Linked DNA regions of Homo sapiens: region 2 is linked to region 1. A link is a contact called in ENCODE Hi-C or POLR2A ChIA-PET data. All regions are on one chromosome and are shown on one strand. Each heading gives the region's core, a stretch centred on a gene start or an enhancer-like site at or near the end of the contact. The rest is flanking DNA. Distances are from core to core; before and after follow the strand shown. Region 1 holds the start of FLNC (filamin C). Region 2 has its middle 50 kb from the start of MIR183.

Evidence for each region. A loop is a pair of places that touch in the nucleus more often than their neighbours do. ChIA-PET counts read pairs that join two places held with the same protein, here RNA polymerase II (POLR2A).
Region 2: a map of ascending aorta shows a loop between it and region 1 (6-fold over the local background). The contact joins the enhancer-like site here to the promoter of FLNC in region 1. A Hi-C loop is called at or near these places in 1 of 168 maps with a recorded cell type or tissue (ascending aorta). POLR2A ChIA-PET finds 5 or more read pairs at or near these places in 1 of 52 experiments (OCI-LY7).

The regions. Positions count from the first base shown.
Region 1 is chr7:128,828,914-128,832,244 of GRCh38, forward strand. FLNC (filamin C) reads left to right here and starts at 1,493. Exons shown (of 48, transcript NM_001458.5): 1 at 1,493-2,076. The coding sequence starts at 1,725. RefSeq lists a silencer at 1,549-1,710.
Region 2 is chr7:129,823,830-129,827,160 of GRCh38, forward strand. No RefSeq gene overlaps it. Among named protein-coding and RNA genes, the nearest start is that of MIR183, 50 kb to the left of the region's middle. RefSeq lists silencers at 1,378-1,427, 1,498-1,577, 1,878-2,227 and an enhancer at 2,548-2,597. Within about 2 kb of position 1,587, at least 24 of the 41 ENCODE cell types and tissues checked have a DNase peak (open chromatin) inside an H3K27ac peak, as active enhancers do; they include ascending aorta, where a contact is called at or near this core.

The DNA.
Region 1 (3,331 bases), core at 243-2,742:
CTCTCCTTATAGAAATACATTCTCTAGGCCCAGCACGGTGGCTCACGCCTGTAATCCCAGCACTTTGGGAGGCTGAGGCGTGCAGATCACCTGAGGTCGGGAGTTCGAGACCAGCCTGACCAACATGGAGAAACCCCGTTTCTACTAAAAATACAAAATTAGCTGGGCGTGGTGGTGCATGCCTGTAATCCCAGCTATTTGGGAGGCTAAGGCAGGAGAATTGCTTGAACCTGGGAGACAGAGGTTGCGGTGAGCAGAGATCATGCCATTGCACTCCAGCCTGGGTAACAAGAGCAAAACTCCATCTCAAAAAAAAAAAAAAAAAAAAAAGAAAAAAGAAAAAGAAATACGTTCTCTAGCTCTTTCTCCTCACCCCAGGCCAGAGTCTGTTTGGGTGCCTCGGTTTCCCTGCTGTTCTATTCCCCAGGCCTGCAGCCTTTGGCTTGCCCTGAGTGCAGCTTTGCCTGGGCATCCCAGCTGGCTCCCTTAGGCTCTCCCTGACCACTCTGCCCCTGGTCCTGCCTACCCACCTGGTCACATTTCCCCCTGGCTGCTCTGGCTGGGGCTCTCCCTGTTTCTGCCTGGCTGACCCACCCTTTCCCTGGCAGGATCTGCCCTGTGGCCCAAATGGGCATGTTGCCCAGGGGGCTCCCTGGCACTATGGGGGAAGAGTCTCTCCTTCCCCTCTTATCATCTCAGTTGAGTCAGACTTGGGGGAGGGGGATACACAGTGTGAGTCACTGGGTACCCTTTTCCTGAGCTCAGCTTCATACCGAGGCGATGAGGCCAAACGGGCTGGTGACAGGGACACTGAGTCAGGGGCAGGGGCCCCGGTCTTACTCCTGGGCCTCTGGATTTGGGCCCTACATGAGGCTTTTCTATCTGTAAAGTCAAGCAATGGCTGGGAGGCACACACAACCCCCCGCCCCCCCGCAGGCTTCTCCTTCATTGGCCCGGGCAAGGTCCCTGCTTCCTCTCAGGCCGTCTCTGCACAAGCACACACACTTCCCTTCCCTGTCCACAGGTGGACAATGCCCTGGGCTAGGAGCCAGCCCTCGCAGGCCCTGTCAACAGCCTGCCACCAACTAGTCTAGAAAATTCTGTGAACACCAGATCAGTGGGTTTTGCCCTAATCACTGGCCTCAGTTTCCCCATTTACCTCTTCAGCCCGTGCGGGGTGTGGAGGGAGCATATTTCATTCCTGACAGTTTGGTGTGTTGGGTGTGGATGGAGAACTGTCGGCCCTCCCCGCCACCTTCCAGCGCGGCGGCACCGGGGGCCCAGGGGGTGGGCGCCCTCAACCCCGTCCCGCCGCCCGGGCGGCGCGGGGGAGGGGCGGCGGGGGCGGGGCGTCCTGTGCGGCGCGGCCCCCACCCGCGGGCCGGGCGGCATTCCTGGGAGGCCGGCGCTCTGACGTGGACCCGGGGGCCGCGGGCGCGGCGGGGGGGCGGCGGTCCGGGGGCTTCTTAAACCCCCCGCCCCGGCCCAGCCCGCCCTTCCCGAGCACCGCTCCGGCCCTGGAGGGAGAGAGAGCCAGAGAGCGGCCGAGCGCCTAGGAGGCCCGCCGAGCCTCGCCGAGCCCCGCCAGCCCCGGCGCGAGAGAAGTTGGAGAGGAGAGCAGCGCAGCGCAGCGAGTCCCGTGGTCGCGCCCCAACAGCGCCCGACAGCCCCCGATAGCCCAAACCGCGGCCCTAGCCCCGGCCGCACCCCCAGCCCGCGCCAGCATGATGAACAACAGCGGCTACTCAGACGCCGGCCTCGGCCTGGGCGATGAGACAGACGAGATGCCGTCCACGGAGAAGGACCTGGCGGAGGACGCGCCGTGGAAGAAGATCCAGCAGAACACATTCACGCGCTGGTGCAATGAGCACCTCAAGTGCGTGGGCAAGCGCCTGACCGACCTGCAGCGCGACCTCAGCGACGGGCTCCGGCTCATCGCGCTGCTCGAGGTGCTCAGCCAGAAGCGCATGTACCGCAAGTTCCATCCGCGCCCCAACTTCCGCCAAATGAAGCTGGAGAACGTGTCCGTGGCCCTCGAGTTCCTCGAGCGCGAGCACATCAAGCTCGTGTCCATAGGTCAGTGCCGGGGGCGAGGGCACGGGCGCTGCGGGGATAGGGTCGTCCCATGGGGCAGGGGCACAGGTGCGGGGTGGGCGCGCGGGGAGCTGAGAGACAGGGCGGAGGGCACCCCCCGGTATAGAGAGAAGACCCTGGCCCCGGCCCTCCCACCCATCGACAAGGGCCATGGGCACTGCCTGCACACCCCTCTGGGGACAGCGAGCACTCCCTGGGTGCCCCGGGGAGTCCAGGCCTTAGGGTTTGCGAGCCCTCCAGCTGCCGCCTCCCCATGCACATTCCCACCTCCCGCCTCGGCTCACCGTTCCCTTTCCTTCCATCGGGCAACCCTAGCCCACACTCGGGAGGACAGAACCAGTGCCTGTCACTGATTCCTGGGGGCATCTCCCCGCCCCCAACAAAACAAGTGGCTTCCCAGCTTCACAGCCCCTCCGCGGGCTGGGAGAGGGCTGAAGACAGGTCCCCAACCACTGCCCGCGTCTGCGGGCTCTGGGGCCGAGGGGAGCTGGCGCGGGAGGCCCTCTTCGTGCATGTGCTCAGCAGCTGGGTTCAGGCCCGGGGGCCAGGACAGGCAGGGCCCAGCCTCAGAAACCTAAAAAGGCACTGAGCGAGCGCGGGGAGACTTAACCCCTGTCTGTCCTCCTCCTGCTTCAGCCTGCGGTGGAGGGGGCTTCCGCAAGTCCAGGCCCTGCCCCAGCCCACCCCCTACCGCGGGATTGGCTGCAGCTAACGGTCTGGGCTGCGGGGAGGGAGGGAAAGGCCTGTGGAAGGGAGGAAGTCTTTGAGTGTAACCAGATTTGGAAGGTGTGTAGTGCAGGGTGGGGGCGGGGAGGCACTCTAGTCTTGGGAGCAGAGACGCCAAGGGTGGGCTTGGAGTGGCAGGAGGCTGTCCTGCCCTCAGAGTCCTGCAGTCATCCCTGAGGCTGGGGGCCTGGGGAAGATCCCCCCGCCCACCCCTGTGGAGAGCTCTTAAGAACCCTGCTGGGATTTGCAGGACGAGGTCCTTGGACGGTGCACCCCACGGCCCCAGGAGGGGAGTTTCATGTGGGGCCAGGTGGGCCCCACACAGGATGTTCCCTGAGATTTCTCCAGATGACTTGATGTCTGTCAGCCCCACTCTCCCTTGGGGCCATCTCTAGGCCTCCTGATATAGCAGCTGAGGTCAGCCCAGGGCCCTTTGCCCCGTCCAGTCCCCTCCCTAGCCCTTACCCCCTCCTGCCCCAATACTGCCCCCCCACCCCACCCGCCTGCCCTG
Region 2 (3,331 bases), core at 337-2,836, 1.0 Mb after region 1:
GTTCAAGATCAGCCTGGCCAACATGGTGAAACCCTGTCTCTACTAAACATACAAAAATTAGCTGAGTGTGGTGGTGGGCGCCTGTAATCCCAGCTACTCTGGAGGCTGAGGCTGGAGAATCGCTTGAACCTGGGAGGTGGAGGTTGCAGTGAGCCAAGATCGCACCACTGCACTCCAGCTTGGATGACAGATGAGACCCTGTCTCAAAAAAAAAAAAAAAAAAAAAAAAAAAAAAAAGGAGCTGTCGGCTGAGAGATGAGCACCTTTTCTCTGGAGCTCCAGCCACTGTATTGAACCATGAGGTGGCCTTCCAAATGGAAGTCAAAGCTAGAATGACAGACAGAAAGAATAGGAAACGAATTTCCCATTCTATTCTTATTTCCAGTCTTTATTATAGAATCATTTAAGATTAGGTTTAGTTGTAATAAGTAGAAAATTAAAAAATTTATAGCAGTGCCTTAAATATGCTACAAATTATTATTATTATTTTTTGAGACAGGGTCACGTTCTGCAGCCCAGACTGGAGTGTAATGTCACAATCTTGGCTCACTGCAGCCTTAACCTCCTGGGCTCAAGTGGCTCTCACACCTTAGCCTCTCTTGTGGTTGGGACCACAGACGTGTGCCATCACGCTGGGCTGATTTTTACATTTTTTGTAGAGACGGGTCTCCCTATGTTGCTCAAGCTGGTCTGGAACTCCTGGGCTCAAGTGATCCTCCTGCCTCGGCCTCCTAAAGTGTTGGGATTACAGGCGTGAGCCACTGTGCCCGGCCTATTTTTCTATCTCACATAAAACTAGTTAAGAGATAAGCAGTATGGGGAAAATACAGTGGTTCCAAAAAACCACAGACTATTAGGTATCTATTGCTGCATAATGGATTACACCCAAAACTTAGAACCTTAAAGCAGCAAACCCGCATTCCCATCTATTTCCCAGTTTCCAAGGGTCAGGAGCCCGGGAAGCTGCTCTCAGGCTGCTGCGGCTCAGGATCGCTGATGAGGCCTGCCGCAGCCATTCTCAGCTGCACCGGGTCCGGGCATCCACAGCCGGCTCACGCGCTGGTGGTCGCCAAGCCTCAGCTCTTGCTGGCTGTTGGTTCAGGGCTTCGGTTCCCAGCCAGGTGGGGCTCTCCAAAGGAGAGGGCAGCTCAAAACAACCCGCTGGCTTCCCCCAGAGCAAGTGATAGGAGACAGGAAGAGGGAGCTAGAGAGAGCCCTGAAGGTGGACGTCGCAGTCTTCACTCAATCAATCTCCGCAGGGAACGCCCTGCAGGCCCAGGTATCCTTCCGGTCCCTTCCTCCTGCCCCTGTGCTCCAGATCCCCCAGGCTCCAGCCCTGCAGCCCGAGCCCCACCCACTATCCTCGCCTCCCGCCCTGCCGCTCGGCCCTCCCGCTTCAGGTCTCTGTCTCTCCCTTTCTCCCTTCCCCTCTCTCTGTATCCTTTACTTTGTGCCTCTGATGCCTGACCTGGCCCCAAGCCAGCACCCCACCATCCCACCCTCTTCCCACCCTGCCCCCCGGCCACGTGCCCCCGGGCCAGCCAGAACGCTGACCCCTCCCCCTGAGTCCACTCCCCGCTCCCCGCTCCCCGCACAGCCCGGGCCACGCCCTACCCGGGTGCCCTCCCTTTACCCAGCTCCTTCCCATCCAGCCGGGTCCTGATCCAGCCCCCTGCTCCAGGATGCCCCCTCCTAGCGGTGTGTGAGGCTTTCATGACCCTTCTTCCTCCTTTCCCGACAGATCAGCGGGGGAGGTGGGCTGAGCCGCCCCTCTCGTCGTCACCCCTGCCTTGGCCGCCCAGCCGTGCTGGGAGAGTTTGGTGGCCGTGGCTGGCACTGCGGCAGTGCCCATGTCAGCTCTGGCGCCTCTACCGAACTCCCTGTTTTGGGGGCTCTTTCCCTACCAGGGTCACGTCGATGAGGAATCTACGTCCCTCCCAGCCCGGTTCCCACCTCTCAGGTGGGGCAGATGCCAGAGGCCTCCCGGGTCCACGCCCGCGGGCCACTTGGACCGCCCTGCCCCGGCCAACCCCGCCCCACCCAGACTCCCGCCCGCGAGCGGGTGCCGAAGCACGAAGCACGTACGCCCCCTGGTGGCCGTGGCGGGGACTGCCGCGCGGACTCCGCAGCCCCGCCCCACCCCGCCCGCCCAGCCCAATCCCACCCGCTCCGCCCTGCTCGCCCCTGCCTGCTCACCTACTGGGCTGCGCTGTCCACGCCTGGAGCCCGGGCAGCTTCAGTTCCGCGGAGGACAGGTGTAACCCACAGAGTGATTCCTTTACCGGGGCCTGCTAGGCTCCGGCCCACGAGGCAGGACTGGCGGCGTTCTCACGTCCTGGAAGTCAAGGCCCCAAGGGGACCGAGGCGCTGCCCAGGCTCCCCTGACTGCCAGCTCCGGCCTGGCCACCCAGTCCGCCCCCAGGGACCGGACTGGGTGCGCCGTCCACCCTTCCAGTACCTGGAACATTCTCCGCGGATTGGGAGGTTCTGGGTTCTGCCCTAGATTCCCAAGCAAAGTTGCTCCTTTGCTCTTGTCACTTGCCAGCTTCGTGGTTTTTGTTTTTTGTTTTTGAGACGGAGTCTCGCTTTGTCGCCCAGCCTGGAGTGCTGTGGCGCAATCTCGGCTCACTGCAACCTCTACCTCCCCAGGTTCAGGCGATTCTCCTGACTCAGCCTAGCTGGGATTACAGATGTGTGCAACCATGCCCGCATAATTTTTGTATTTTTAGTAGAGACGAGGTTTCACCATGTTGGCCAGGCTGGTCTCGAACTCCTGACCTCAAGTGATCCACCTGTCTCGGCCTCCCGAAGTGCTGGGATTATAGGCGTGAGCCACCGCGCCAGGCCTGCTTCTCTAAAGATCCCTGCAGCACGGAGAGGCTGCTAGGGCCCGTGCTTCTGAATAGGTAGCCAGCTGTGGCTATTGATTATCACATTTTTCGTGGTATATAATTTTAATTAATTTTTAATTTTAAAACAAGTGTAAATTGTTCTGCAAAACAACTTTGTTTTGTAGGACTATGCGGCACTTTAAATATTGAAAGTGTAGCGTCCAAATTGAGATGTGCTTTGTGAAATACCCCCTGGATTTCAGAGTTAGCACAAAAATAACGAATCGAAACTATCTCATTCCTTTACTGTGAATTACATGCTGAAATTTTTGTTTGTTTTTTGAAACAGAGTCTCACTCTATTGCCCAGGCTGGAGTGCAGTGGCGTCATCTCGGCTCACTGCAATTTCTGCCTCCCAGGTTCAACTGGTTCTCCTGCCTCAGCCCCCTAAGTAGCTGAAATTACAGGTGCCTGCCACCATGCCCGGCTAATTTTTGTAT